2 separate regions of the Homo sapiens genome follow, and region 1 is linked to region 2. Evidence: read pairs that join two places in POLR2A ChIA-PET (ENCODE). Cell type or tissue: Panc1. All regions are shown on one strand. Each heading gives the region's core, and the rest is flanking DNA. Links, peaks and the distances in the headings are about the cores only.

Evidence for each region. Peaks named below come from ENCODE experiments on the same cell type or tissue, not always from the same donor. Only the 100,000 strongest peaks of a DNase experiment are listed, where the experiment ranks them.
Region 1: POLR2A ChIA-PET joins it to region 2 with 14 read pairs; 2 of 35 experiments call an interaction of 5 or more read pairs at or near these places.

The regions. Positions count from the first base shown.
Region 1 is chr21:41,509,377-41,525,471 of GRCh38, reverse strand. No RefSeq gene overlaps it. Among named protein-coding and RNA genes, the nearest start is that of TMPRSS2, 9.3 kb to the right of the region's middle. RefSeq lists enhancers at 1-49, 3,559-3,976, 3,458-4,105, 4,166-4,345, 3,056-6,395 and 1 more, cis regulatory regions at 3,641, 3,641-3,647, 3,633-3,655, 3,109-5,985, 6,635-6,640 and 6 more and silencers at 6,626-6,699, 13,990-14,049, 14,963-15,056. In Panc1, for the core only: no CTCF peak of the experiment used is centred there; no DNase peak of the experiment used is centred there; H3K27ac peaks cover 2,462 bases.
Region 2 is chr21:41,440,542-41,456,636 of GRCh38, reverse strand. It overlaps MX1 (MX dynamin like GTPase 1), which reads right to left. Exons shown (of 17, transcript NM_002462.5): 9 at 15,612-15,750; 10 at 14,723-14,921; 11 at 12,771-12,849; 12 at 11,067-11,189; 13 at 10,496-10,637; 14 at 7,342-7,500; 15 at 5,394-5,470; 16 at 3,768-4,016. Among named protein-coding and RNA genes, the nearest start is that of MX1, 22 kb to the right of the region's middle. RefSeq lists an enhancer at 3,243-4,442. In Panc1, for the core only: no CTCF peak of the experiment used is centred there; no DNase peak of the experiment used is centred there.

The DNA of each region.
Region 1 (16,095 bases), core at 5,437-13,436, 66 kb before region 2:
CATGCATACACACATACACATATATGTGCATAGATAATTAACTTGTTCTCAGCATGTTACATATCCCAAAATCTGGAAGTAGAGGTGCTCAAGTAGGATGAACTATGTTGCTCCTTGATCAGTTGGTTTGCTTCCTGACCAGATGTTGGGAGTGATAACAGCAGGCTCACAGTGTAGTGCTTCTTTGTCCCTGAAGAAATGAAAGAGGAGTGACCTAGCCATCTGCGACGGGCAGCCACCCCAGGGTCGCTCCTGTTCAGCACGGAAGCTTGTCGCCCCCATCCCTATGGATCTGCGTGTTTCACGGACCCTTTGCTCAGTCCCTCTTTAGCTACACTTCATATTTGTTTCTCTGCAAACACAGAGATTCAAGGGTTTTATGAGCCTTCCTTTGGGCCAGCCATTTTCAGGAAAAAACAAAACAAACAGAAAACAGGTGCAGTTCCCTAAGTGGACTCTCTGACTGGGCAGCGGGGTTTTGGGACTGGGAGGAGATGGAAGGGGCAGGGGCTGGGTAAGTGCAGCAGCAGAAGCAGTGCCTGGCCGTCAAGGCTTTGGTAGCCCCAGAGTGACCCAGAGCCTCAAAGGCGTTTAAGCGTGAGCACCGTGGGAGCATCCGAGATTGCCCGGTTGGCTTAACTTATTATTATTATTTTTTTTTGAGACGGAGTCTTGCTCTGTTCCCCAGGCTGGAGTGCAGTGGCACAATCTCGGCTCACTGCAAGCTCCGCCTCCCAGGTTCAAGCCATTCTCCTGCCTCAGCCTCCCGAGTAGCTGGGACTACAGGCGCCCGCCACCACACCGGGCTAATTTTTTTGTATTTTTAGTAGAGATGGGGTTTCACCATGTTAGCCAGGATGGTCTCGATCTCCTGACCTCGTGATCCTCCTGCCTCGGCCTCCCAAAGTGCTGGGATTACAGGCGTGAGCCACCACGCCCAGCCGGCTTAACCTATTTTTAAAAAGTTACTTGCATGTATTTTAGCTGGAAAAAAGAAATGTACAAGGATCAAAAAGCTTATTTTATGATTATAAAGACTTGTGAACGGCCGGGCGCAATGGCTCACGCCTGTAATCCCAGCACTTTGGGAGGCCGAGGCGGCCGGATCACAAGGAGATTGAGACCATCCTGGCTAACACGGTGAAACCCCGTCTATACTAAAAATACAAAAAATTAGCCTGGCGTGGTGGCAGGCGCCTGTAGTCCCAGCTACTCGGGAGGCTGAGGCAGGAGAATGGCTTGAGCCTGGGAGGCGGAGCTTGCAGTGAGCTGAGATCGCGCCACTGCACTCCAGCCTGTGCAACAGAGCAAGACTCCGTCTCAAAAAAAAAAAAAAAAAAAAAAAAAAAAAAAAAGACTTGTGAACAAAACCTTGAATTTTAGGTCTTCAAAAACTTATTCTAAGTGGAATAATGTTTCTCACTTTTCTCCTTTTCAAAGCAATGAAAAAAAATATGATCCTGATTATCTTCACCCCTGAAGAGACTCCTCTTTGTTGGGTGGGAGTGGAGGAGGGCAAAGTCCTAGCCTTAGGGGAGGGCTTCAGTGAGGTCCATTCTATCAGAGCCACCTTTCTGGAAATAAAATTGCATTTGGCAACAGATATACTTTATTTTCTCTTGACAGACAGTAGGTAATGTGTTCTGAAACACATAATAAAAACTGTACTACTCATTTAGAAACAAATTTTAGTAAAATGTTAAAAATATAGGAGAGGTAGATTATTTTCTATGCAAATGAAGCTTTAAAACTAGTTTCCTGGGCTTCCAACCACACTGACGTCTTATCCCCCAGAACACAGGCATGTGCCCCTTCCTACTCTGGACCTGGCTGGGGTGGGCAGAAGATGGGAGGGGGCAGGAGAAATCAGAGGTGCACATTCAACATCCATACATTGAGGAAGGAAGTCACTCCCCTCTTGAACCCTTGCAGGATGCCCTTGCCCTGAGGTCAAACTAAGCTCTTTGGATGAGTCTGCGATGCCTCCAGGGTCTCATCTATCCCTGCCTTCTCCTCAAACAGCAGGGACTTTCAAACCTTTGAAAGCAGCAGCCTCCATTTTGCAGATGAAATCTTGCACACCCTCTTCAAAATGGGCCCCAGCCGAGGTGGATAACAGAGGGTGTTCAGATTGCTGGTGCCTGCCCTCCCTTGGCCTCCACCCTGGCCATCCCCTCCCCACTGCTATGGGACTGCCCTGCCCCATGCCACAGGCAGAGCCAGGTACCAGGGCTCCTGTCCTGGGGAGGGAGAAGCGGCTCCTCCAAGCTCCCTCTGCCCCACACTGGAGCCCCTGGCTGCCTTTCCTCATCCCTTCCTAGTGCAGGGAACTCCCAGGCCGTGGAGAACTCCCAAGGGACGAGATGATGACAAAGATGCTCTGCTTGATTTAACCCAGCAATCCCATTACTGGGTATAAACCCAAAGGAATATCAGTCATTCTATAACAAAGATACATGCACGTGTACGTTCATTGCAGCACTATTCACAATAGCAAAGACATGGAATCAACCCAAATGCCCATCAATGACAGACTGGATAAAGAAAATGTGACACATATACACCATGGAATACTATGCAGCCATAAAAAGGAACAAGATCATGTCCTTTGCAGGGACATAGATGGAGCTGGAAGCCATTATCCTTAGCAAACTGATGCAGGAAGAGAAAACCAAATACTGCATGTTCTCACTTATAAGTGGGAGCTGGACAATGAGAACACATGGACACAGGGAGAGGAACAACACACACTGGGGCCTGTTGTGAGGTGGGATGTGGGGAGGGAGAGCATCAGGATAAATAGCTAATGCATGCTGGGCTTAATACCTAGGTGGTAGATTGACAGGTGCGGCAAACCACCATGACACATTTACCTATGTAACAAATCTTCACATCCTGCACAGGTACCCCAGAACTTAAAATAAAAATGAAAATTAAAAAAAAAAGATTCTCTGCTTGATGGAACTTTAGTCAAGCTCCTGAGCTTTTCTTAGGGCCCATATGTGCACTTCCTTCTAAAATCCAGCTCCAGCAAAGAACCCTGTTAAGTCAGTTTGATGAGAACTCCACCCTCGATATCTGATGGGGTTCCTCACCCTCCACCATCCCTCGGATGATGTTTGATCACCTCAGCCTGTTCTCAGCAAGGGCAGTTTAGCCAGAATCCCCCTCACCCCTGATGTTTCCCCTTAGTGATTTTCTATCCACGGACCCCACTCTGCTCCTGGGCTATCAGTCCCCACTTGCCTGGGCTGTAGTTAGAGTGGAGCCCAATCTCTCCCACCCCAGAAAGTCCCATTGCCATGGTGCCTGGACCTATTGCGATGGTCCTGAGTAGTCCACCTTTCCATCTTTAACAAGGGTCTTTGAATAACTTTTTCAACCATGGAAAGCAGGTGCTGCCTTTCTGGGAAGGATTTGGGGCACTGATCTTATCTTGTAGGCCCTTTTTAAAAAAGCCTTGTGACACTTCACCCATCTTTGACATATACAGCCTTTCATTCAAAATGGTGCTTTTTCAAAAAGCCCAGGATGTGAGCTTGAAATGTAATTCTGGAAGCTGACCTTTAATGAAGTTTGTTTAATCATAAACTCTTATTGTTGGAGCTAGTGCTGCATGTCTTAAAAGCTTTAAAGGGTACGGCAGGTACTCATATCTGATTAGCATCTGCACTTCACCAGGTGGCCATTTGTTGTCTAAAAATGTTGACATTCAACAATGTAATGAAAATGTTGGTCCTGGATGATAAAAAAAGTTTTTCACACAGCAAGGCAGAGGACAGTGCACTCTGTTGTGGGGCGTATGTCTCCCTGCACCACTAACTAGGGCAGGGGTGAGGAAGTGGTGGGCCACACCTCTGCCTGGAAGACGTGGTTTTTCCCAGGTACTTCAGAGGCTCTTTTCAATGTTTGCAATTGTAGGGGGCTCAGAATTCGCCAGGATTTAACAGGACTGGAGGAGGCCAAATTCACTAGGATTTAATAGGACTGGAGGAGACCAGAATGGGCTCCCCAGAGGCCTCAAACCCCCATTCCTTTCTGTCACCCAGAGTGACATATAAGCCTCCTCCCCACCTTTTTCACGGGGGAAGTTCTTATTGCAATGATCCTGTGTCTCCCCATCATTGTGAATGGCCTGTGTTCGGACCTGTTAGAGTTATGACAGAGGCCCCAGAGCCACCTCCAGAAGACCTGCCTACCCAGTGAGAGGACTTCTCAGCAGCTGGTGACCCATCCTAGACACAGGGGATTCCCCGTGGAGTTGACAGCAGTGAGGTGGGAGGAGAAGGAGGCCTACAGACAGGGAAGCAGGAGACGAAGCAGACCAGGTGTCTCACCCTCAGCTGCTGCTGCACTCCCCATGCTCTTCCAAACACCCTTCCCCCTGCAACTGCCTCCCTCTGGGTTCTGGAGCTAAGAGAGCCTGCAGGACTTGGGGCCCCTGGGGACAGAATGGGAGCAGAACAGCCCCACAAACAGGGTTCCCTTCCCAAATCCTGACCCCAGGAACCCCAGCTCCTGATTCCAACTCAGCTGCCCATCTCCTAGGGGCTGTGTGGTGCAGCCAAGTCAAGTGCCCTCTCTGAACCCCAGCATTCTCAGCTGTAAAAAGGGGAAATCAGTGTGTCCATCTTGCACTGAGGTAATGTAAACTCGAGTGTGGTGACTGGCAAAGCAAATATTCAGTAAAAGGTAATTGTTTTTATAGCATACACAGTGAGCCTTGGGGCTGAGCCTTATAACTTGGTTCAACCATGAAAAACAACAAATATTAAACAACCTTTTCCTTGTTTGAACAACTGGCATCTGGAATTCATCTGAAGAATTTGCTGAAAGCTTGGTGGTTGTATGAAGAGAGCCATGAAAGTCTTTGCTATGATATGAATGTGTCCCCCTAAAAGCATGTGTTGGAAACGTAATCCCTGATGGAACAATATTGGGAGATGGGGCCTAATGGGAGGTGTTTAGGTCATGAGGCTTAACTCTTAGGAATGGATTAATGATGATTAGAGGGCTTGAGGGTTTGAGGCTATGTGTTCCAGCTCTTGCTGTCTCGCCTCGTGATGCCTTCTGCCATGTTATGATGCAGCAAGGAGACCCTCGCCAGATGCAGCCCCTCGTCTTGGACTTCCCAGCCTCTAGAACCATGAGCCTAATAAACTTCTATTGTTAATAAGTTACCCAGTCTGTGGTATTCTGTAACAGCAGCACGAAACAGACTAAGACAGTCTTTATGTTTTTCTAAACAAGGGATCTCATTCATCCCTTGAGGACATGGCCAAAGGTCCTCAGCACACCAGAGATTTGCTTCACCTGGCTCTTAAAAGTGCTGATCATTCCATCTATAGCATTCTACACACCCTGTCTTTACAAGGAACTCGTGAATTCTCTGTCTTGCCTTCTGACTACGAGTACTTGTGGGAATCTTAGAGCTGGTTCACATCAAAACTAAAGTACAGACACTGGGACAAACACTGGGACAAATATTGTTTTATTGCTGACATCATGAATAGCTGCATTATTCCTTTTCAGGTACACACATTTTAAAATCCATTAATGATGAATCAAATGTCACTTTTTTTTTTTTTGAGGCAGAGTTTCACTCTTGTTGCCCAGGTGGGAGTGCAATGATGTGATCTCGGCTCACTGCAATCTCCCACCTCCTGGGTTCAAGCGATTCTCCGGCCTCAGCCTTCCAAGTAGCTGGGATTACAGGCACCCATCACCATGCCCAGCTAATTTTTTGTATTTTTAGTAGAAACGGGGTTTCACTATGTTGGCCTGGCTGGTCTTGAACTCCTGACCTCAGGCAATCTACCGGCCTTGGCCTCTCAAAGTGCTGCGATTACAGGCGTGAGCCACCATGCCTGGTCAAATGTCTGTTAAGAAACAGATTATTGCCAATACTATTTTGCCCAGTTCCCCAGTTTGTACCCCCACGCCCATTGAATCTCCATTCATTCCCACTAGGGGAAATCACCCTACTGAATTTTATGTTTATTAATTTCTTTCCCTTTTTCACAGATTTAGTATCTAGGCATATATTTCTAACTATACATAATTTAGCTTTGGTTGTTTATGAGCTTTATGCAAATGAGATCTGCAACTGGTTTTCTTGCCTAGTACTTTGCTTCTGAGAGTTATCCGTGATGGATACAATGGTAGTTCACCATCTTTCATTGTTGGAGGGCATTGTGTCACATGCACACACCACTGCACATTTATCTTTCCTCTTGTCAGTAGGAACTGACAGAATTTCCTATCAGTATTTGTTTTCTTTTTCTCCAGGTTTTGCAGTAGAAATAGTGCTTCTCTGAACATGTGAAGGTTTTTGGTGTGTTGCAAGAGTTTCTTTAGGGTGCATACTTAGCAGCGGGATTTCCGGGTGAAAGATTTTCACATCTTCAACATTACAGCATGATGCTGAAAAGGTTTTCAAAGTGGTTGTATCAATTTATATGCTCATCTCATTCCCTCTGCCCCCAGCAGATCCCCAATTTTGGCCATACCTAATATTGCGCAATTTTAATTTTTGCCAGTTTGGTGTGTATAAAATGGTAACTCATTTCTAAAATTTTGGTAAAATATACATAACATAAAATTTATGATTTTACCATTTTTCAGTGAGTGGCATTAAGTACATTCACACTGTCATGCAATCATCTATTTTCACCGCCATCTATTTTCAGAATGTTCTCATCTTCCCAAACTGAAATTCTCTACCCATTAAACACTAACTCCCAACCCTTCACCTTCGCCCCTTAGCCCCTGGCACCTGCCATTCTACTTTGCGTCTTTATGACTACTTTGGACTTCTCTAGGGACCTCATATCAGTGGAATCATACAGTACTTGTCTTTTTGTAACTGGCATATTTCACTGAGCATAGTGTCCTCAAGGTTCCTCCATGCTGAGCACTCATTTGGTTTTGTGTTCCACTTGCTATAATGATGTGGTGTGTGCGTGTTTGTGTGTGTGTGTGTGTGTGTGTGTGTGTGTTTAAAAGGGATTGCTTAGAGGATTTGGCCTTTTGGGTCAAACTGTGGGATCTGACTAAGAGGTCTCTCAATGGCTCTTATCTTTGCATCTGATGGCATTTGGGAAGGGAAGGAGGTTATAAAATGAGGAAGAACAAGGACAAGCTGGAACCAATGAGCATGAGCTGGAGCCCACAAGGCCAGACCATTGCCTATAACAGTGACAAGAGGGTCAAGTTGGGGCTGGGGCATGGGCTCATCATCTTGAACATACACACCTGGCCCTGGAATCAGACGCGCTGATGGAAGATCCAGGGGAAGGCAGAGCAGTTGCAGATTTAGGCATTCTTCTTTGCTTTATTTTGCTTGGTTTCATTAAGTCATCTCCTTCTCGCTCCTCTCATCCCATTTTTTAATTATTTGGGTATGGATGCTAATCATATTATATATATATATATGTGTGTGTGTGTATATATATATATATATGTATGTATATATATATATAGTCTTTTTTCCACCAGAAGAATACAATGATTAAAAGGCTTTAATTGTGTTCACTTTAATTGTGTTCATCGCACTACTGGCTTTCATGGTATGGTTTTCCAATACTTCAGTTCCATCTTTGTGTTGTTTTTGTTGTTGCTCTTTTACAAGTTAAATATTACTACTGGAGTTTCTCTATGCTGTAAATATTAGCTTAGATTTACCCACATTGTCAGGATTTTATTGGTTCACCATTTTCTCTTGCATGTCAGACTTTCTCCTGGGATTATTTTCCTGCTTCCTGAGCAATATCCTTTAGAAGTTTTTTTGTTGTGGTCAACACTGTTTTGTTTTGCCTATAAATGTATTTTCCCTCTCTCAAAGGATATTTTGCAGGATATAAAATTCTATGTAGCCTGGTGTGGTGGCTCACGCCTGTAATCCAAACATTTGGGAGGCTGAGGTGGGCAGATCATGGAGGTCAGGAGTTCGAGACCAGCCTGGCCAATATGGTGAAACCCTGTCTCCACTAAAAATACAAAAATAAGCCGGGCGTGGTGGCAGGCACCTGTAATCTCAGCTACTAAGCAGGCTGAGGCAGGAGAATGCCTTGAACCGAGGAGGCAGAGGCTGCAGTGAGCTGAGATCAAGCCACTGCACTTGAGCCTGGGTGACAGAGCGAGACTCTGTCTCAAACAACCAAACAAAATTCTATGTTGACAGCCACTTTTCCTGAAGACTTTAAATATTTTATTCCACTATATTCTAGCTTCAATCTGGATGTTGTCTTTTGTTTTATAATGCTTTTTATTTCTATTTATTTATTTATTTTAAGATGGAGTATCGCCGTGTTGCCCAGGATGGAGTGCAGTGGCATGATCTCAGCTCATTGTAGCCTCCGCCTCCTGGGTTCAAGTGATTCTTGTGCCTCAGCCTCCTGAGTAGCTGGGATTACAGGTGTTCACCATCACGCCAGGCCCATAATGCTTTTTAGGTCTTCTCTTCACTTCAGGGATTCTGAAATTTCACTAGGATGTGTTTCTACAGGTTCCTCTTTTTTTCTGCTTGGGATTTGTTGTGCTTCAATAATCTCAGACTTTCTGACTTTTATCAATTTTGGAAAATTCCTGACTATTTATTATTTTAAATATTGATTCTGCCCTATTATCTCAATGATCACTTTCCAAAAAACTAATCAGACACATTTTAGATTTTTTTACTCTATTTTCTATACCACTTAGTTTTTCTCATATTAAAAAAAAAAACAACTTTGTCTTCCTAGGTGAATTTTGAATAATTTCTTCTGGTCTATATTCCATGTCACTGATTCCATCTTCAGCTATCGAAAACTTTCAGCTTTTTACTTCTAGAAGTCCTCTTTAGTTTTTTTCTCTGCAATTCTGCCAGGTAATTTTAAACAATCCTGATTCCCCTGAGGACCCATCCTACCACCCTTTGCTCTAGACCTGTAACTAAACTCAAGTTATAACAGGCTCCTAAAGGTGAGGTCCAAAGTGTGACCCATAAAGAAATGTGCTGCATTCCAAAAGAACTACTTGAGTTTTCTAATTTATACAAACAGGAATCCAGGGAACATGTGTGGAAATGGATATTAAAGGTATGGATAATGGTGGAAGGAACACAACTTTGGATCAAACCAAATTCATTGAAATGGGCTTGTTAAGCAAGGACTCTGCAGTGAATGTTGCAGCTCAGGGAGTTAGAGAGGGCTCTAACAGTTTGGTCGGTTGGCTGAAACATGGATCAAAAGGTGACCCACAGCCAGCGAACTGGAAATGCTGGACTTGCCTTGGTTTAACATAGAGAAAAGGATTCAAATACTTAGGAAGATTGAAATGTGAGGGTGGATTTGTTATTTAACACCTGCTTACCCACTGTGGGAGGGGCCAGTGTATCTTACTTTTCACCAGTACTTTGATAAATAAGTTTGTAAGAGGAGCCTCAGCATCGTAAAGAGCTCTGTGATTACTCTTTGGTCTAGGCCAGACTTTACGTGAGAAATGCAATCACTAAATTGGGAAACCTCAGTGCAATAAGAGTAGATGGATCCCAAGGTAGCAGGGGCCAAGTGGAAGCACTCAACTGCCAAAGGCAAGGTGGGCATGGTTACTCTAATGGACAGTGGGTATAAAACAAAAATCAGAATAGTCCGACTCATGTGGATCTATGGCATGAACTATTCATGGTGTCTTGAGACATGAACTAGATGGGAAGCCTACTAAACCCTTACTTGATTTGTATGAGCAGACAAGTTCTAGGGCAAGTGAGCAGGCCTAACCTGAATCATCAAAACGGAGACTCATGCCCCTCAATCAATTCCCAGGCTTGAGCCAGTTTACAACCCAGAACCCTTTGAGTGAAGGGAAGACTGGGTCCCCTTGAGGAAGGATCCCAGGACACTATTGAAAATGGATCCTGTTAGCCTTTCTCCCATCCTTTCCCAAAGGAAAGGGACCTCTGGCCTTTTACCAGAGTGACTGTGCATTGTGGGAAAGGTAAGAATCAGACCTTTTGGAGATGACTGGACACTGCGTCTAAACTGGCATTGATTCCAGGAGACTAAAAATGTCTGTGTGGCCCTTCAATCAGAGTAGGGGCTTATGGAGGACAGGTGATGAAAGGAGTTTTAGCCCATGTCCAGCTTACAGTGGGTCCATTGGTTCTCAAACCCATCCTATGGTTATTTCCTTGTTCCAGATGCATAATTGGAATAGATATCCACAGCAGCTGGCAGAATCCCCATTTGGGTCCTCGACTCATGGAATGAGGGCCATCATAGCTGGAAACACCAAGTGGAAGTCACCAGAACTGCCTCTACCTAGGAAAATAGTAAATCTAAAACAATATTGCATCCCTGCAGGGATTGCAGAGATTAGTGCCACCATCAAGAACCTGAAAGACACAAGTGTGGTGATTCCCACCACATCCCCATTCAACCCTCCTGTTTGGCCTGTGCAGAAGACAGATGGATCTTGGAAAATGACAGTGGATTATTGTAGGCTTAACCAGCTGGTGACTCCAATGGCAGCTGCTGTATCAGTTTGAGCCAATGAACACATCTACTGGTACCTGGCATGCAGCTGTTCACCTGGCAAACACCATTTTCCTGTCCATGAGACCCACCAGAAGCAGTTGGCTTTCAGCTGGCAAGGCTGGCAATACGCCTTCGCTGTCCTACCTCAAGGGTCTATCATCTCTCCAGTCCTATGCCATGATTTTGTTTGCAGGGAACTTCATTGCATTTCTTTTCCACAAGGTATTGAATGGTGTATTACCCTGATGACATTATGGTGATTGGCCCTAGTGAGTGAGAAGTAGCAACTACTCTAGATTTATTGGTAAGATGTTTGCATGTCAGAGGGTGGGAAATAAATCTGAAAAATTTCAGGGGCCTTCTACCTTAGTGAAATTTCTAGGGGTCCAGTGGTGTGGGGCCTATTGAGTTGCCTTTTCTAAGGTGAAGGATAAGTTGCTGCATCCGGCCCCTCCTACAACCAAAACAGAGGCACAATGCTTAGAGGGCGTCTTTGGATTTTGGAGGCAACACAGTTGGATGTGTTACTCTGGGCCACTTACTGAGTGACCTGAAAAGATGCTAGTTTTGAGTGGGCCCCAGAACAGGAAAAGGCTTTACAACACGCCAGGCTGCTGTGCAAGCTGCTCTGACACCTGGGCCATAGGACCCAGCAGATCCAATGGTGCCTGAAGTTTCAGTGACAGAGAGAGATGTGATATGGAGCTGTTTGCAGGCCCTGGAGGTGAATTGTAGCACAGGCCCTGAGGATTTGAAGCAAAGCCTTGCCATCCTCCACAGATAAATACTTTCCTTTTGAGAAATAGCTCTTAGCCAGCTACCAGGCCTTAGTAGAGATGGAAGACTTGACCATGGGCCAACAAGTTACCATGTGACCTGAGCTCCCGTCGTGGACTGGATGTTACCTGCCCCACCACGTCATAAAGCTGAGGATGCACAGCAGCACTCCATCGTCAAATGGAAGTGTCTATATGTGGTCAGGCCTGATCAGGTCCTGAAAGCTTAAGTAGATTACATAAAGAAGTGACCCAATGTTCATGGTCTCCACTCCTGCTACACTGCCTTCTCTGCCCCCCTGCCTGCACCCATGGCCACATGGGAAGTTCCCTATGATCAGGTGACAGAGAAAGAGAAGACCCAGGCCTGGTTTACAGACGGTTCAGCACCATGTGCTGGCACCACCCAGAAGTACCCAGCTGCAGCACCACAGCCCTTTTCTGGGACACCCCAGTAGGATTGTGGTGAAGGGAAATCTTCCCAGTGGGAAGAACGTAGGGCAGTGCACCTGCTTGTGCACTTTGCTTCGAAGGAGAAATGGCCAGACATGCAATTATATATGGATTCATGGGCTGTAATCAATGTTGTGGCTGGATAGTCAGGGACTTGGAAGAAACATGATAGGAAAATTGGTGGTAAATTTGGGACAGAGGTATGTAGACAGACTTCTCTGAGTGGGCAAAGGATGTGAGGATATTTCTGTCCCATGTGAATGGCCACCAAAGGATGACCTCAGCAGGAGAGGACTTTTTTTTTTTTTTTGAGATGGAGTCTTGCTCTATCGCCCAGGCTGGAGTGCAATGGCATGATCTCAGCTCACTGCAACCTCCACCTCGCAGGTTCAAGTGATTCTTCCGGCTCAGCCTCCCGAGTAACTGGGATTATAGGCACGTGCCACCATGCCTGGCTAATTTTTGTATTTTTAGTAGAGACGGGGTTTCACCATGTCAGTCAGGCTGGTCTTGAACTCCTGACCTTGTGATCCACCGACCTTGGACTCCCAAAGTGCTGGGATTACAGGTGTGAGCCACTGCACCCGGCCAGGAGAAGACTTTAGTCATAAAGTGGGGCCGGGGTGGATTGCCTGAGCTCAGAAGTTCGAGACCAGCCTTGGCAACACAGTGAAACCCCGTCTCTACTATAATACAAAAAATTAGCTGAGCATGGCAGCAGGTGCCCGTAATCCCAGCTACTCAGGAGGCTGAGACAGGAGAATCACTTGAACCTGGGAGGCGGAGGTTGCAGTGAGCCGAGATTGTGCCACTGCACTCCAGCCTGGGTGACAGAGTGAGACTCCGTCTCCAAAAACAAACAAAAAAATCAAGTGGATGAGATGACCCATTCTGTAGATACCAGTCAGCCTTTCCCCAGCCACTCCTGTCATCACCCAATGGGCTCATGGACAAAGTGGCCTCGGTGGCAGGGATGGAGATTATGCATGGGCTCAGCAACATGGACTCCTACTGAACAAGGCCAAACTGGCTACAGCCACAACTGAGTGCCCATCTGCCAGCAGCAGAGACCAGCACCAAGGCTCTGATATGGCACGGTTCCCCAGATGATCAGGCAGCAACCTGGTGTCAGGTGGATTACATTGGACCACCTTCAGTATGGAAGGGGCAGCATTTTGTCCTTACTGGAATAGGCAGTCTGGATACAGATTTGTCTTCCCTGCACACAGCGCTTCTGGTGGAACTCACAGAATGCCTCATCCACCATCATGGTATTCCACATAGCATTGCTTTTGACCAAGGAACTGACTTCTCAAAGAAGCATGGCAATGGGCTTATGCTCATGGAATCGACTGATCTTCCCATATTCCCCACCCCCATGAAGCAGCTGACTTGATAGAATAGTGGAATCGCCTTTTGAAGATGCAGTTACAGTGCTGGCTAGGGGACAATGCTCTGCAGGCTGGGGCAAGGTTCTCCAGAAAGCTGTGTATGCTCCAAATCAGCATCCAATATGCGGTGCTGTTTCTCCCATAGCCAGGATTCACTGGTCCAGGAATCAAGGGGTGGAAATGGGAGTGGCACCACGCACTATTACTCCAAGTGGCCCACTAGCAAAATTTTCGCTTGCTGTTTCTGTGACTTTACGCTCTGCTGACCTAGAGGTCTTAGTTCCGGAGGGAGGAATGCTGCCACCAGGAGACACAACAATGATTCAATTAAACTAGAATTTACGACTGCCACCTGGCCACGCTGAGCTCCACATGCCTCTGAATCAAAAGGCAAAGAGAGAGTTATGCATTGGCTGGGGAGACCCATCTGGACTACCAAGGAGAAGCTATAGACTACTTCTACTCCACCAGGAAGGTAAGGAAGAGTGTGTCTGGAATACAACGATTCCTTAGGGCATCTTTTAGTTTTACCATGCTTGTGATTAAGGTCAATGGAAAACTACAACACAATCCAGGCAGGGCTATTAATGGCCCAGACCCTTGAGGAATGAAGGTTTGTATCACTCCATCAGGTTAAGAACCATGACCAGCTGTCATGCTTCCCGAAGGCAGAGGGAACGCAGAGTGGGTAGTGGAAGAAGACAGTTACAAACACCAGCTATTGCCCATGCAACCTGTTATAAAGCATTAGATTGTCACGAGTATTTTCTCATTATTTTTTTCTAAATACATTTGTGCACATATTTGTATATACAGTATATATCTCTGTTGTCTTTTCTCTCATATTCCTTTATTACATAACTTAAGGCATATTGACTTTATATCATTGTATTAAGTATTGTTAATTTTACATTATGGTATTTAAGTTATGGAATACCAAGGAGAAGTGTAAACACTGGAGAATTTTACATCCACTTCTGGGGAAGGGCTTAGTGCATTTTTTGGTTGTATGCAGAAGAGTTTTATCACATTAGGCAAAATTATTACTTTGCTATTGTCTTTAGAGATAAAGTATGGTGTAAGGAGATGTGTAGGTGTGAAGTCGACAAGGGGTCAACTTATGGTGGCATATATATTCATGCTTAGATAAAACTAAGGTCACATTCTGTCATACAAGCTGGAGTACAGTGGCACAATCAAAGCTCACTGCAGCCTCAAACTCCTGGGCTCAACTGATCCTCTCACTTTAGCCTCCCAAGTACCTTGGGCTACGGGTGCGCACCACCACACTTGGCTAATTTTTAATAAACTTTTTGTAGAGGCAGGATCTTGCTATGGTGTCCAGGCTAGTCTCAAACTCCTGGGCTCAAGAGATCCTCCCACTTCAGCCTTCTAAATGGTGGGATTACAGGTGGGAGCCACTGCATCCAGCCATGGTTAATTTTATGTGTCAAGCTGACTTGGTCATGGGATGCCCAGGTAACTGGTTAAACATTATTTCTGGGTGTCTGCGTGTGAGGGTGTTTTTGGAAGAGATTAATGTTTGAAAAGACTGTGTAATGCTGATTGCCTTCAATTTGGGCAATCGGTTGAGAGCCTGAATAGAACAGAAAAGGGGAGGAAGGTTGAATTTGCTCTCTGCCTGACTGTGTGAGCTGGACTTTGATCCTCTCCTGCCCTCAGCACTCCTGGTTCTCAGGCCTTCAGACCTGGACTGGAATCTGTTCCATCTGCTCTCTAGTTCTCTGGCTCTCAGGACTTTGAAAGCTACAACACCAGCTTTCCTGGGTCTCCAGTCTGTAGATGGCAGATTGTAGAGCTTCTCACCCTCCATAATTGTATGAGTCAATTTCTTATAGTAAATCTTTATATATATTATAAATAATATTTATTACATATAAGCTGTGTATAATATATATCATATCTGTATTATATTATGCATATAAAATACATGTTTATGTATATATTTATATGTATTTATAATATATAAGATATTTATAATATTTATAAATAATATATAGAAATATAGATGTGTGTATATACATGTGTGTGCATATGTATATGTGTGTATATATTTGTATTTCTCCTATTGTTTCTGTTTCTCTGGAGAACCCTGATTATTAATATAAAAGGAAAAATAAATGGTGAATGAACAACCACTCCAAGAGGCCTGAGTCTGCGGCAGCACTTACTCCCTGGTTTCTGGGTGGAATTAGTAGGCACCAAACACACTGTCAAGACAGAAATAAGTGAGTTGCCGCTGAAAGACAACTGCACCTGCCCTATGTGCTGGAGAGGGTCTTTGAGGGTTTCCCACTGGGGCAGAGCGCAGGGCAGTGTGGGGGATGGGGAGGGCTGGGGCATATTGGGGACAATCCCTGTTGTGGGTGCCACCAGCAGACCACAAAAGGTGCCAAAGGAGGGAGTGAGAGGGAAGGGTTTACTAGGAAAGTCCTGCCCCACAGGAGGCTTCCGGGAGAGCTTCCCAGGAAGGGAGCAGTGAGCCAAGGCAGCCTGGGATGGGACTGAATGGGGCTTTTTTCTGCTTCCACCTCATTTTAAAGCAAATCATGTTGATTTGTATATTATGCAGGGGAGGAGAAAACATGCTTCCCCTCTACCCTTCTAGTTCGTTCAGCTAGTCTACAAATTAAATTGGCATCAAATAGATGAACAGGAGAAAAGCTGTTTTAATGTATGTACTCACAGATGGGAATCCCACAAGAATATGAGACTTAAAGAACAGGCCAGGTGAGTGAGGGGTCCAGTGCGAGGGCTCACACCTGTAATCCCAGCACTTTGGGAGGCCAAGGCAGGTGGATCGCTTGAGCCCAGATTGGAGACCAGTCTGGGCAACATAGGGAGACCCCCATCTCTACAAAAAATTAAATTAGCTGGGCGTGGTGGCACACGCCTCTAGTCCCAGCTACTCGGGAGGCTGAGGTGGGAGGATTACTTGTG
Region 2 (16,095 bases), core at 2,967-10,966:
TGTGTTAGCTTGGCTAGGCTCGAGTCCCCAGTGATTCCATCAAACACGAATCTAGGTATTGCTGCGGAGGTATTCTGTAGATGTGGGTAACATGTGTAACCCACTGACTTTAAGTGAAGGAGACCATTCTCAATGATGTGGATGGGCCTCATCCAATCAGTTGAGGGTCTTAAGAAGAAAAATGAGGTTTCCCTAAAAAGAAGAAATTCCGCCTGTGGACTCAGCCTTAGCTCCTGCTGCAATTTCTGGCCTGCTCTTCCTGCTGGCCTGCCCTGGGATTTTGGACTTGCCAGCTCCCAAAATGGCAGAAGCCAATTCCTTGAAATATACATATATTTCTTTCTTTCCTTCTGTTTTTTGTTTTGTTTTGTTTTTTGTTTGTTTGTTTGTTTTGAGATGGAGTCTCGCTCTGTCACCCAGGCTGGAGTGCAGTGGTGTGATCTTGGCTCACTGCAACCTCTGCCTCCCAGGTTCGAGCAATTCTCATATCTCAGCTTCCCAAGTAGCTGGGACTATAGGCATGGGCCACCATGCACAGCTAATTTTTTTGTATTTTTAGTAGAGACCGGGTTTCGCCATGTTGGCCAGGCTGGTCTCAAACTCCTGGCCTCAAGAGATCCACCCACCTCAGCCTTCCAGAGTGCCGGGATTACAGGCATGAGCCACCATGCCTGGCTGAAATATACTTCTTTACATACATATATCTGTGGTTCTGTTTCCCTGCACAATCCTAATATACCAGGAATCTCATTTCTAGGAATTGATGCTTCCAGATACATGATATACAAACAAACCTATTCACAGCAACACACCTGCATTAGCAAAAGACTGCAAACAAACTGTTCGCTTAAAGGGAGCTGGCTCAATATACCACATCCATAAAATGGGATACTCAGCAGCCATTGAAAAGAACAAGGCAGCCCCATCAGAACTGAGGCAGAACAATCTCCCAGGTACAGCAAAAGAGGCAGGGTACAGAGCAGCACGTCCACTCCTCTGCTAACCTTTGTGTAAAAACCATTATAAAATGTATATGCATGGGAGCTTTTGAGTGCATGAGTCAGCCTCGGAGGACAGAAATGAACCCGGAGAAGGGCTGCTTCTGTCCAGGGAGCTGCTTGGCTCGGAGACTCCTCTGCCATTGTCACTCATCCTATTGTTTGGATTCTGTGCATGTATATGCCTCACCTACTCTCAAGGTAACTGTTCATTCTAGGAGGCAGTGGAAGCAGCGGACAGGTGTGAGCTTGGCTGCAGGAGAAGCTGATGTGCATGCCTGTCTTCCCCTTAACTGGCTTCACTCACGTGCATGCAGCTCCCAGTGTCTGGAGGAATGGATGTTGACCCTCGGTTTAGAGCCTTGCTCCTCCAAGTGTGGCCTCTATCCAGTAGTATGGTGACCCCTGAGAGCCCGTTAGAAATGCAGAGGCCAGGCATGGTGGCTCACGCCTGTAATCCCAGCACTTTGGGAGGCCGAGGCAGGCAGATCACTTGAGGTCAGGAGTTCAAGACCAGCCTGGCCAACATGGTAAAAGTCCATCTCTACTAAAAATAGAAAAAATAGCTAGGCATGGTGGCAAGGTAAGCCTGTAATCCCAGCTACTTGGGAGGCTGAGGCAGGTGAATTGCTTGAACCCAGGATGTAGAGGTTGCAGTGAGCTGAGATTGTGCCACTGCACTCCAGCCTGGGTAATGGAGTGAGACTCGGTTTCAAAAAAAAAAAAAAAAGAAAGGCAGAATCTCAGCTTCATCCTGACCTGCAATCAGCATCTGCATTTCCACAAGATCCCAGGAGGCCTCTGTGCTGGGTGGAGTTTGAGAGGCCCTGCTTTAAAGCATCCAAATAGTAAGGCAATGGGGACATCTGATAAACCGAGAGATTACAATTTGCTTTACCTCCTCAGGTGTTTACACATCCCAAGGGCTCTACCTGAGTTGTGTCTGTGTTCACTGCCTCCTTCCCTAGGATGAATTAGATTGTACTTCAGGTTAACTGAATCGTGCAGTATCAACCAAAGCATGTGTCTACGCGATAGCTTCCATTTAGTCTGCTACCATTGCATTCCAATGCTGCACTAAGGAAATTGTTGTAAACCAGAAATAAAATCCTATGCCTTCCAGCCAACTCAACAGACCCCCTCTTGGCCAAGTGGACCCCAGAGAAACCTGAAAATCTGAATTCCTGGCCGTAACAGGAAGAGAAGCCAGGCCCTTTTGGAGTTTAGGTTGAAATTGAGATCATAAGGTTGGCCAAAAAGACTCTGGAGTAGTAAGATACCATATTATAAAGTCATGTGAGGCAGGGGTTAAGTCACACACACCCCACAAACCATGAAATCTCCTTGGATGAGTTTCCATGAACTCAGTATAAAATGGCTTACTTTCCAACCCGACTCTGGTATAGCATCACAAGACAGATTGCAGACCCTAAAGGAAATACAAATATTTTACCTAAAAATATATTTTGTGGACATATTTTGAAACGGCTGTAACAGGACCAACAGATTGAAATGGCCCTGCCATGTTTTGTGGGGGGGGAATTTGCACCTGTAGAGAATCTCCATTAATGCAGTCAGACCTCTCCCCTTCTAGGCCTTCCCTGAATCTAGGAGAGATTAACTGAGAGCCTGCTGCCTCTAAGGCCTGAAAAGAAACATTTACCATTTATTCTCTCTGAAGGCTGCTACCCAGAGTCTTCATCTACATACCTTTGGCCTCTAACACTGCCTTAACTCAGGCATTTCTTTCTATTGATGTCAAGTTTGTAGACAAAGTTTAACTCTTTCAAGCAATCGTCAACCAGAAAATCTCTGAACCCACCTATGACCGGTAAGCTCCCCCTCCTTCAAGGTGTCCTGCCTCTTTAGGGAGGGCAAGTACACCTCCCATGTATTGATTTATGATTTTACCTACAATTCCTGCCTCTCTGAAATGTATAAAATCAAACTGCATCCTGACAGCCTCAGGCACACTTCCTCAGGACCTCCTGAGACTGTTCCCAGAGCCATGGTCCCTCATATTTGGCTCAGAATAAACCTCTTTCAAATATTTTAACAGAGTTTGGTTTTTCCATTAGCAATCCATTATCATCATCCACACTCGTCTCCTGGAATATGCACTAGAATCTATGAGGAGACACCATTTTACAAAGAAAGCTGAGGCTCAGAGAGGTTAAGTAACTTGGCCAGAGCTAGACAGCCATCAAAACCAGATGTCACTGGCTCTAAGCCACCATCTCTCTGTCTGAGGTTGAGCTGCTTCTACGAAGGCGATATGGTTTGGCTCTGTGTCCCCACCCAAATCTCATCTTGAATTGTACTCCCATAATTCCCACCTGTTGTGGGAGGGACTCAGGGGGAGATAACTGAATCATGGGGGCAGTTTCTCCAATACTGTTCTCATGGTAGTGAGTAACTCTCATGAGATCTGATGGTTTGATAAGGGGAAACCCCTTTCACTTGGCTCTCATTCTCTCTCTTGCCACCGCCGCCAGGTAAGAAGTGCCCATTGCCTTCTGCCGTGATGGTAGAAGGCCTCCCCAGCCATGTGGAACTGTAAGTCCGTTAAACCTCTTTCTTTTGTAAATTGCCCAGTCTCAGGTATGTCTTTATCAGCAGCATGAAAATGGACTAATACAGGAGGCTAACAAGGAGGTAAACGACAGAGCTGACCAACGTCACCTACAGAGAGAGCAAGACTAAAGAGAGAGGCGTTCAGAAGAAAAGGAAAGAATGGAAGCTGGCATCCTGAACCACGCGAAGACGTACCTGGTGATAGGCCATCAGGTGCTGAAAGATCTCCTCCATGGAAGAGTCTGTTGCCGAGCTGGACTGGAAAGCCCCAAAATCCCAGGATTTCTTCTTCTTTTCTTCTTCCAGCTCCTTCTCTCTGACCTTCTGCAATGCACCCCTGTATACCTGGTCCTGGCAGTAGACAATCTGTTCCATCTGGAAGTGGAGGCGGATCAGCTTCTCACCTTCTCTCTCTTGTTCTGCTCTAATGTCTTCAATTTTGGACTACAGTAAAAAATAAATAAATACAGTTTCCCTCAAGACACAAATTCCTGAGTCACAGGAAAGTAGGTAAGAAGTCCGTAAATACCAGGTTACCCAACGTGAGTGAAACAGCACGTTTCCTGGAACAGCCCTCTGGGCCGCGCCCTGGTGTATCTAAGGCAGGTTTCTAGCCCTGGCTGAGGGTCAGAGCTTCCCAGGAGGCTTGAGCCACAGATGGGCCGGACCCCCATCCCGGGGCCTGGGGACCTGCACAGGCTTGCTTTCAGGCCCCGTAACTCAGCTTCTTTCCTTTCTCTTTTAGGGGCTTCTATATCTGATGGCGAGGATTGTCATATCCATCAGATAATCCACAGGGATGAGCAGGAAAGCCATGTTTAAGTCAGAAAATTATGTTTTATGTTCCCGGGGTTTAGAGAAACTGGTTGCCAAAACCTGAGGAGGAGAAACTTCACCCCTGGACCCTCCAGGCCTTGAGGAGAGGCACAGTGCACAGTGGCAGGTGCATCCTAAACATCTTACTCCACGTCCATCTCAACCTTCTGAGGAAGGCCTTATCAGTCTTCTTTTATGAATGAGGAGTCAGGGGCACAGGCTGGAAGTGGCACATCCCAAGGCCTCCAGCTGGTGAATCATGGGGCCAGGCTCCTCATCTGTGCCGGGGACACCTATTTCTAAGAGTGGCTAAGTCTGGTCTCTTGGCCCAGTCTGTCCCCCAGGCTCATTTCCTGTAGGCTCTTTCCTCACTCTGGATGGAAAGTTTTTTTGTTTGTTTTTTTTTTTTTTTTTGAGACGGGGTCTCGCTCCATCGCCTAGGCTAGAGTGCAGTGATGCAATGTTGGCTCACTGCAACTTCCACCTCCTGGGCTCAATCAATTCTAAAGTGTCAGCCTCCCAAGTAGCTGGGATTACAGGCATGCACCACCACGTCCAGCTACTTTTTTGTATTTTTAGTAGAGATGGGGTTTTGCCATGTGGGCCAGGCTGGTCTCAAACTCCTGGCTTTAAGTCATCTACCGGCCTCAGCCTCCCAAAGTGCTGGGATTACAGGCTCATCATGCCCACTCGGGCCAGAAATATTCTATTTTTATATGTAGTTTCCTCAGTGAGTTTCTGGATTTGGAGCCATTGCCCTTAGATGTGATAATCTTCTCCGCTAACTGTGGATCTCTTGTTCTGTGCGTTTAAGCACTCCCTCCTTTATTGCTTTTAACCAGACATCACCGGTAACATCAGAAGAAGCACTAGTGAGTGATGTTATTTGCTGTTCTAAAAGTATACAATAAAGTTGAAATAATCCTCATCCAAGAAATCTATTTTCTAGTGTCAAGCTTAATTTCTTTTCTTTTTTTTTTTTAAACAACACATGGTTGGTTTTACCTTGGCGGTTCTGTGGAGGTTAAAAAACTCTTCAAAATTTTTTATCGAAACATCTGTGAAAGCAAGCCGGACCATATCTAATCAAAGAGAGAAAAATAGTTCAATATTGGTAGGATCATTTGTTCTCTTCTTAAGATGCAAAAAAATATGAGGATCAAATGGTATGAAGTAAAGTTTCCCCTCTCCCCGCTCCCTTCTTCTCTTTACCATGAAAAAGCAAGGCATGCTCTTTTTGCTTAATAATTTGCTGGAAGAATCTTAAAAGCAAATGACCCCTGGCATACATTTATTTGATATTTAAACTTTTTATCCTAAATAGCTGCAAAGAATGTAATTTCTTTTAAATTATAAATATTAATATTTTATAATACAACTCTTAATATAAGTCAAATCACTCTTAAATATATCAATGGAATTTGAGTGTCTACATTATCCATTTGAAAAAAATACAAGAACAAGCTCTTAGATTAAAAAATTTATATTATTTATCTTTTATTTTTGAAACTCATTTCTATTCTACTTCCTCACAGAATTTTATTGTAATACAAGGTATAGTATCTTTATGATTGAAAACCTCTTATTGATCTCCATGTCATACATTTCTGAAAAAGAAATAGGTATATCTATGTTGATTTTTATGACTATAAGGCTCTAAGTATTATAAACTTTCCTCTGGAATGAGTTAAGAGTCTACAATGGACCAAAACAACATGATTGCAGGTTTTGGTATATGATTATCAGGGCTAAAAGGTCAATTTTACTGGAAATACACCTCTGAATGAGCTGTTCTGAGGCTATCTCCAGCTCCTTAGTTCATGGATCCATGAGTGATTATTAATTACTGCTAAGATGAGGCAGCTGAAGTGTGAGTAAGGATACTGTCAGTCAAGGAGAGGATGAAGAATAGAGATTTAATACCTGGAAAACCAAGAAAGCAAAGCATTTCAAGAAGGGAGTGGATCCACAGTAGGATCTAGTTTCCTACCTATCCGTGACACACCTAGATTCCTACAGCACTCCAAAAGGTTCCAAACACATCTACACGTGCAGTTATGGAACCATTGGCTTTACTCCTCGGAGATTTCAAATAAACAGCCGATTTTGAGTGTGAAGCCAGCATAGCAGTGGAGCAGGGGGGAGGTGTGGTGTGATAGGAAAAATATAAATATTTTGTCTTTGTCCCCATTTCCTAACATAGAGCCCCTACATCTCTTGGAATGTCCAGCCTTAGGAGTATCTCGTGTTTTGAAGAGATGATGCCTGGTGGGCCCCTACATAGCTTCAGGATTGGGGCCGGGCACTAGAAAGACCAAGCCTTGGCTAGAAACTTAGAACTTCCAGCTCCACAGAGGAGGGAGGGCCTGGAGATTGAGTCAATCCTCCATCATGCCTTCATGATGAGGCCTCCATAAAACCTTCTCCGCGGTGAGGTTCCAAGAGCTCCCTGGTTGATGACCACATCTCTGTGCCATGAGGATGGTGCCCCCAACCCCGTGGGGACAGAAGCTTCTGTGTTCAGGCCCCTACTATGTGCCTCTCCAACAGCTTCATTTGTGCCCCTTATCAAATCCTTTCTAATAGACCAGTAAATGTCAGTGAAGTGTGTTCCAGAGTTCTTGGTTGACCTGAGGAATGGGTCGCAAGAACCTTGATTTATAAACAGTCCATCAGAAGAATAGGAGGTCTGGGACTTGTGACCGGCATTTGTAGTTGGGGCCAGTGTTGTGGAACTGAGCCCTTAAGCTATGGGGTCCACACTGACTGAGGGTAGTTAGTGTCAGAATTGAATTGAATTGTTGAATACCAACTTGGCATCTGGAGAATGAGAGGTTTGCTCGTTGGTGTGGGATGCACCCCAGGAGGAAAGTGCTGAAGTTTGGTGCTGGCTTTGGTTCGAACCTTTCCTTTCTTTAGAAATCAATGCTCAGAGGTGAAACTGAGCACTCACCCGTCACGGTGTGTAGCATATCCACAGCCGGCTCTTCCAGTGCCTTGATTTGCTGTTTCACGATTGTCTCAAATGTCCTGTAATTCACAAAGCCTGGCAGCTCTCTACCACGATACTGATTTTCAAATTTCTGGATTTTTCTACTCAAAATTTTATGGCCTATAGCAGGAAAAAAAACCCTCTAAATTATTTTACAAAAATAATCTTGCACATTTTTCTAAACACAATACCATTCTAAATTTTCTGAAAATATAAATGGCAAGAAAAAGTGGTATCAAATCAAATCTAACTGGTAAACTAAAAATATCCAGGGATTACACACACACACACACACACACACACACACACACACACACACACACACAAAACCAGATCTGAAGATAATTTTCCTTAGTCATCTCAGGAAGGGGAGTGCAGAGCCAGGTACGATGCCAGGAACCCACATACGCAGAAACTTCGAGTAAGACCCTTTTTTTTCATTTGTTTGTTTGTGACAGAGTCTCGCTCTGTCACCCAGGCTGGAGTGCAGTGGCGTGATCTCAGCTCACTGCAAGCTCTGCCTCCCGGGTTCACGCCATTCTTCTGCCTCAGCCTCCCAAGTAGCTGGGACTACAGGTACCCGCCACCACGCCCGGCTAATTTTTTTGTATTTTTAGTAGAGACGGGGTTTCACCGTGTTAGCCAGGATGGTCTCAATTTCCTGACCTCATGATCCACCTGCCTCGGCCTCCCAAAGTGCTGGGATTACAGGCGTGAGCCACCGTGCCCGGCCAAGACCCCTTCTTAAAAACGTACTCGAGTATGAAGTTTTGTGAATCCAATTTTAGTTTTACCAAAGAAATTGTACCATAATACACTCCTTGCCCTCAACTGCATGCCCATTAGAAATGAGCATGAACACTTTCTGGAATTAACAATACATCACATATTCATGTGTCGAAAGTATTGCCATGTGTAGAAAGTGTTTACAAGTCAAATGGGATAACAGAGTAAACCAGGCACATCAACTTGTATGAATGTGATACAGTAGCACTGTTCACTGTGTAAGATGCTGCATTTTTCTTTAAACTTTTGGAATGATTTGTACTCCCAACAATCCACACTAGAGAGAGTTAGCCCCATCAGAAGTTCAGAGGGTTTGAGTTCCTTTTTGAGTGGTAATCTAGAACACTTTTTTTAGTCAGGAAATATTTTCCCATAAGGATTTTTCTAATTGAGATGTCATTTACATAGTATAACATTCACTCTGTTAAAAATATATGGTTCAGGCCAGGCACAGTGGCTCACGCCCGTAATCCCAACACTCTGGGAGGCTGAGGCCAGTGATCACCTGAGGTCAGGAGGTCGAGACCAGCCTGGCCAACATGGTGAAACCCCATCTCTACTAAAAATACAAAAATTAGACAGGTGCCTATAATCCCAGCTACTAGGGAGGTGGAGGCTGAAGCAGGAGAATCGCTTGAATCTGGGAGGCAGAGGGTGCAGTGAGCCGAGACTGAGCCACTGCACCCCAGCCTGGGCAACAGAGTGAGACCCTGTCTCCAAAGAAAAAGAAAAAAAAAAGTGTATGGGTGAGTGAATTTTAGTATATTCACAAAGTTGTGCGACCATCCCCAGACATAACTCCCAAACCCCACATCCATCACCCATCAGTGATAACTTCCCACTTTTCCCTCCCCAGCCCCTGGCAGCCACTATTCTGCTTTCTGCCTGCCTGGGTTTGCCTGTTCTAGCCATTTTCTATCAATGGAATCATAGACCGTGTGGCCTTTGTGGCTGGCTTCTTTCACTCAGCATGACATTTTCAAGGTTCATCCATGGGGTGCTGTGGACCAGCACTCTGTGCCTGTCTGTGGCTGGAAATATTCCAGGACTTGGTGTTACGGGCTGAGCTTGAGTTGTGACCTCTTCAAACTCCAATGTTGAAGTCCTAACCCTCAGAAACTCAGAATCTGACTGTGTTTGGAGACAGGCAAAGAGGTAATTAAATTGAAATCAGGTCACTAGGGTGGGCCCTCATCCCATCTGCCTAGTGTCCTTGTGGGAGGAGATGAGGACACACACACTGAGGGACAACCACATGAGGACCCAATGAGAAGAGGCCATCTGCAAGGCAAGGAGAGAGGCCTTAGAAGGAACCAGCTCCACCAACATCTTGATCTTGGACTTCCAGCCTCCAGAACTGTAAGAAAATAAATTTCTACTGTTTAAGCCCCCCCAAGTCTGTGGTACTTTGTTATGACAGCCAAAGCCAACCGCTACACACAGACACAAGCCAGTTGGTTTATCAATTCATCAGTGGATGGTCATTTGGGTTCAGTGATATAGAAGAGAGCAAACATGGCTTTAGTTGTCACTAGCTCCTTATCCTGACCATCCTCCCCAACTGCCCCACTCTTCTCTGTCTTAAGCCAACGTATCAGGTTTACCACGGTATTGACTCATTGCTATGGTCTACATGTTGGTGTCCCCTAAAAATTCCTATGTTGAAACTTAATCCCCAGTGTGATGGTATCAACAGAGGAGACCTTTAGGAAGGATTGGGTTATGAGCACTCTGCCCGCATAATGGCATTCCAGGCATATCTTGTTTTATTGCACTTCACTGATACCGTATTTTTTACAAATTGAAAGTCTGTGGCAATCCCATGTCAAGCAAATCAGCACCATTTTTTTCCAGTAGCACATGCTCACTTTTTGTTTCTGTACCAGCAATTTTTTAGCAATAAGGTGTTTTAAACTAAGGTACATACATATTTTTTAGGCCTAATGCTATTACATACTTAATAGACTGCAGTAGGGCATAAATGAACTGTTTATGCACCAGGAACCAAGAAGTTTATATGACTTGCATTATTGCAATATTCTTTTTGTCTGGAACTGAACCCACAATATCTCTGAGGTATGCCTGTGGTACCCCTGTAAAAAAGAGGTCCGAGGAAGCTTGTTCGTCCCTTATCCCATGAGAGGACACAGCTAGAAGGTGCCATCTTTGAAGCAGAGAACAAGCTCTCACCAGACACCAAATTTCCTGATTCCTTAAGAATAGATTTCTCACCTCCAGAACAATGAGCAATAAGTTTCTACTGTTTATAAATGACCCAGTCTCAGGTATTCGGTTGTAGCAGCCCAAAAGAAGGGACTAAGACACTCACCTTCTTGAAAATTGTTTTCAATTATTGTACTCCATTTGTGGAACTCGTGTCGGAGTCTGGTAAACAGCCGAATGTCTTCCTCCCCTACAGTTTCCTCTCCTTGCATGAGAGCAGTGATGTCCTGATTAAAGGCATTAACTTTCTGTCAAGAAGAAAAACATCAGTATAAGTGGATAGACTTCAAATCCAAGTGTCAAGGTCATTTGGAGGCCGTGCCTATGTGGAGGGTGGGGAGTCATTCTTTGCTTTCTTATGGGACACTGTGGATCAGGGGAAAGAAGAGGTTTTGGCACTAGAAAATCCTATCCCACCCCTTACTGCCTTAGGGATCTGGGTGATGCTCGTGACAGAGTAGGCACAACGCAGCCTGAGCATCCCTCGCTGCTGACTCCACCCCCACATCTGCACTCCCTGCCCTGCCTCCCTCAGCCCTGTCCACCCTTTGAGTGCTACGGGCCAGATGTCTTTGGATCAGCCTTGGGGGAGTGAAGAAGGAAGTGCATAAGGCCCAGGGTCCCTTTTTTGACCATGACATGTGCTTCTCCAGCTCCATGCAGCTGGCAACACTCACATCTATCAGGAAGAACATTTTTTCATTTTCGTCTTCCGGTATGTCGACACCATACTTTTGTAGCTCCTCTGTTATTCTCTGGTGAGTCTCCTTGATTTGATTTTCTAACAGGGGCAGAGATTTCTGAGGAAAATGGAGAGAAAATAATGGAAATGTGTAAAGATGAACAGAGAATGAAAAGGAGGTCCCGGGCCTCCCTCTGCAGAGGAGTTGTGTGGGCCATTTGACTTCCTGGCTTCCTCTAAAAGGAAGCTTTTCCAGACCCGGGGGAGGTGCAGGGGGGCACACACTGGGGGCACTGTTTTCTGCCCAGGTCTTCCCCCTTCCCCACTCCTGCGACAGCAGCCTCATGAGCAGCACTGTGGCACCCACTGTGCATGGGTCCTAGGCCCCGGCAGAGTGACCCGGGAGCAGTTCCTCTGTGGTCATATTAGGTAAACTCTCTGGAGGGAGACTGGAGAGATCCACTTGTCTAGTAGGTTCTGAAAAAGTGGCATTTGGAGCAATTTGAGATTCAACAACTTTTATGTTGCTTGCAATCAATAAAAAGTGATCAGAGACTTATGTTTTTAACAATACGGTTGACGCCATATGCTGGCTCACCCTTCCACGGCAAACATCTAAAAATGCCAGCTGACATGTGAAAGCTGCACCTTTAAATGTATCGGTGGACTCACAAGTTAGTGAGGGGTAGTCAGAGGCCAGCCCCAGTAACAGTGGCCAGGCAGGGGCTCAAGGAGAAGGCAGCAATGAAGCCCGGCTCAGCCACAAGGGCATCTGTCTAGGTAAGAAAATTCGAACGGGAACTTATGAACCTGACTTGGTGCAGAGGCAAAAAATCAATCCCCATGGGCTTGCTCGAGGTGGGGAATCTAATAAGGAAGCATCCTCTTTCTGCATACAGTGGGACCCCAGAGAGCTCTGCACTCATCATGGTCGGCTGGAAACAACCCTGTTATGCACCCGCATTCCTGGGGACCACGTGGAAGACCTTGCACTCTGGTGCTGAGTTGAAAATTTGAAAAAGGCCAGTCTGGTCAACATGGTGAAACCCTGTCTCTACTAAAAATACAAAAATTAGCCAGGCATGGTGGTGGGCACCTGTAATCCCAGCTACTCAGGAGGCTGAGGTAGGAGAATTGCTTGAACCCAGGAGGCAGAGGTTGCAGTGAGCTGAGATCACACCACTGCACTCCAGCCTGGGCAACAGAGTGAGACTCTGTCTCAAAAAAAAAAAAAAAAAAAAAAAAAAGAAAGAAAAGAAAAGAAAAGAAAATTTGAAAAAGGAAGACACTATATTCAGGCAGACTTTTAAAAAGAACCACAGAGAGCTTTTACAAAGCTTTTAGAAGTTAAAAAATATGTTCATTAGAATGACTAAGACATTATAATAGTGGTTGTCAATGAGAAAGGAAGAGTTAGTAGCTTGTGCATAAGATTTTAATTTTTATTTTGGCCCAGTAGATATAGTCTATCAGCATTCCCCCTGACTGTGGTCCCCTGAAAAGGAATATCCACATTGTCTGGGGGCTTGCTGGAAATGCAGAATTCTAGGCCCCACTCCAGACCCACAGAATCTGAAACTGCATCTTAACAAGATCCTCAGAAGATCTGTGTGTACAGTGATGTTTAAGAAGCCAGCAAGGTTCAGCTCTGCGGTCGTAGTATTCTTTTTAGAGAACCCACAGCTCTGCCCGTGCTTACACAGATATGTGTGATGAGCTCGCTGGTAAGTTTTTCTGCCAGGCAGGGAACCGTGGCCTTTCCTTCCTCCAGCAGATCCCTAGAAGAGAACACAGGACCGATTTCCACCTTGATGTAGCCAGAACACGCATGTCTGCCTTTTTGCTGTTGGGGAAAGTCAAGGCAAATTTCAGTTGCTTACAACTGGATGGAATGTCTTGCAGTTGGTACCCAACAAATACTCAGAACTGGATTGAATAGGATTATGACTGAATTTTAGCAATCTAGGATATTTCCACAATGATATGGAATGAGCTCTTCCAGCTGATATAATAAATGTGTATCATGGTGTCTGACTATAGACTTGGTCATCACAAAAATACACAGACATGTATAGATATGTTTTTATAACACATACCCCCTTCTATGTGTAATATGTGTAGGTGATCATAATGGATACAGACATATCTTCATACAAATACATTGAAGCATATTGAGATAAATGGGTAGCAGAACACTGAGGAGAAGAGACACAAGATATCTTGTCCAAGATAAAAACTTAAACCATGGGCTGCCTGGAGGAAGGAAGTCAAGTATCTTCTCACTCGATCCAAATTTGTGCTCACAGAGTGAGTTATTACAGGGTTTCCCACATTTTATAGGACATTTTAGGATAAAGGCAGCAGTGAAGCATGAGTTTCTGTGCCTTTTTGTGAGTATACTCATACCTAAGCTTCAGTTTCTCTGTCAATTTTTCTAAATTGTGGTAAACTACATATAAAATTGACCATTTAACCATCTTTAAGAGTACACTTGAGTGGCATTAAGTACATTCACACTATTATGCAACCATCACCACTGTCTGTCTTCAGAACTTTTCATATTCCCAAACTGAAACAATGGCCCCATTAAACACTACCTGCCCATTCTCTCTCTCCCAGCCCCTGGTGCCCATCATTCTTTCTGTCTCTATGAATCTGACTACTCCAGGGACCTCAGCTAAGTGGAATCAGACAGTATCCGTCCTCTTACGACTGGGTTCTTTCACTTAGTAGAATGTTCCCAAGCTTCATCCATGTTGTAGCATGTGTCAGAATGTCTTTCCTTTCTAAGGCTGAAAGTATTCCATGTTTTTGTACAGACCACATTGCTTTCTGCATCCATCCATCAATGGACACTGAATCATCTCATCTTCTGGCAATTGTGAATGTGCAGAACAGGATGTAAGTTTCCATTTGATATTCCTGGAATTCTGAGTAATGGCTCTCTGTAGGCTTCTGGGAGAACTGAATGTAAGAATGTTTACAACTCTACATAGTCTCATCATTTTAAATCTTACCAATTTGTCAGTCTTTTCCTTTTAAAAAATGTCACTTTTGGTAGGAGGGATAGAAAAATCTTATAAACTATTCACCTACCTTTCTTCTGAGATGCTTATTGCTTCCTCTTAATATTTAACTTTAAACTTTAACTATTTTGGTATAATGAGATAAGTAAGGGCAGTATTTTAGTTTTTTCCCAAATATTAATTATCCTAACACCACTAATAGATACTCAAGCTGATATAGTCCACTATTTGATTTGAAATGCTGCATTTATCATGTGTCAAATATATATATCTAGGTCTATTTCTGGGCTTTCTACTTTTTTCCTATTCTCTTCTATTTATGTTTTTATAAAATATGGTTCCAGCACCATGCTACGTAAATTATTGTACATTGTTCTCTCCCTATTTTGATTGGTTTTTAGTTTTTTTTTTCTTGGCAGTATTTTGTAATCCCCTTCCTATTCTTCTAGGTGAATTCCATAGTCCTTGTTGGGGAACAAGCATAGTCACACACACACGCGCACACACACACACGCACACACACACACACACACTCCACACATCTGTGGGACGGCTGCCACTGTCCCCTGGAAGGCCTGACATCCTGGGCTTGGACTGATCCATGATGAAACCCAGGCAAGCGCACCTGAAATATGGGTGGTTCTCAAAGAAGATCTTCTCTCTCTGCAGGGCTTCGGACAGGCTCAGCTGGTCCTGGATCTCCTGCTGGCCCCGGCACTTGACAATCATGTAACCCTTCTTCAGGTGGAACACGAGGTTCCGCACCACGTCCACAACCTTGTCTTCAGTTCCTTTGTCCACCAGATCAGGCTTCGTCAAGATTCCTGCGAGCCAGATGTATTTGGGGAGAGAACGTGCTCAGTCACGAGGCAGAGGTGAACGAACAACTGCTCACGCCCCCGGCCTCCCAGGGTTTCCTCCCATCCTTGCTTGAGGACAGGCCATAGCCCCTGCAGAACCATGGGGGCAGTGGAGCCCCGCTCCAGAAAAGAACTCCACGACAAGCCGCGTGAAGGCAGGGATGCCTCCCAGAACAGCATGTGGCTCTCCCCAAGCTCCTTCACCCGGGTCCACTGTAGAACACGCCACGTTTTGTTTATCCCTTGAGTTATGGACATCCCATCTCAAATGCATTCTTAATGAGTACCATGTGCCTCCTGAGTTTGACCTGCTTCCGAGCCCACTGTGCCTTTCTGAGCAAGTAGATAAGGCTTACAAGGCAACCTAGCCAGTGAGAGTCAAAAGCAGCTCATTTCACTTGGCCTTGGTGGGCACCAAACCTGCTCCCTTAGCAGGTCTTAGTGGAGGCAGGTCCCCACTGAGCAAAGCCCATGGAGACTGGAGGGACGCTTGCCCACTGGCAGACCACCGAGCACAGGCGGGCTCCCCCATTCTCACCGAGCACAGGCGGGCTCCCCCATTCTCACCGAGCACAGGTGGGCTCCCCCATTCTCACCGAGCACAGGCGGGCTCCCCCATTCTCACTGAGCACAGTGGGGCTCCCCCACTCTCACCGATGGTCCTGTCTCCCTCGGGGTCCACCTCCTGGGCCATGCTGAGAGCCTCTGTGGTGGCGATGTCCACATTACTGGGGACCACCACCAGGCTGATTGTCTCCTGCCTCTGGATGTACTTCTTGATGAGTGTCTTGATCTGTAAGGAAATGAGAGGAGGTGACTCGTGAGTATGGCAAAGGCAAGTGAGAGGTGAGACAAGTCCTGACCTTGCACTTGCTTTAGGCCCTAAGAGTCCCAGGGGTATTTCCCCCAAAAGAAGTAACTTTGGAGAAATGAACCCACAAACACAACCCTGGAGGTACCAAGCTGGAATTATGAGAAAATAAATTATCTGTGGCAGAAGCAGAGCTATAGGCTCAGGGAAAACCATGAAGTTTCAGATAATTAACCCCTAAGACCTCAGATCTGATGGTCACAATGAAAAATGGTGGCCAAAAAACCCCACTTCACCCCTAAATCTTTAATCTGTAAAGTGAGATTC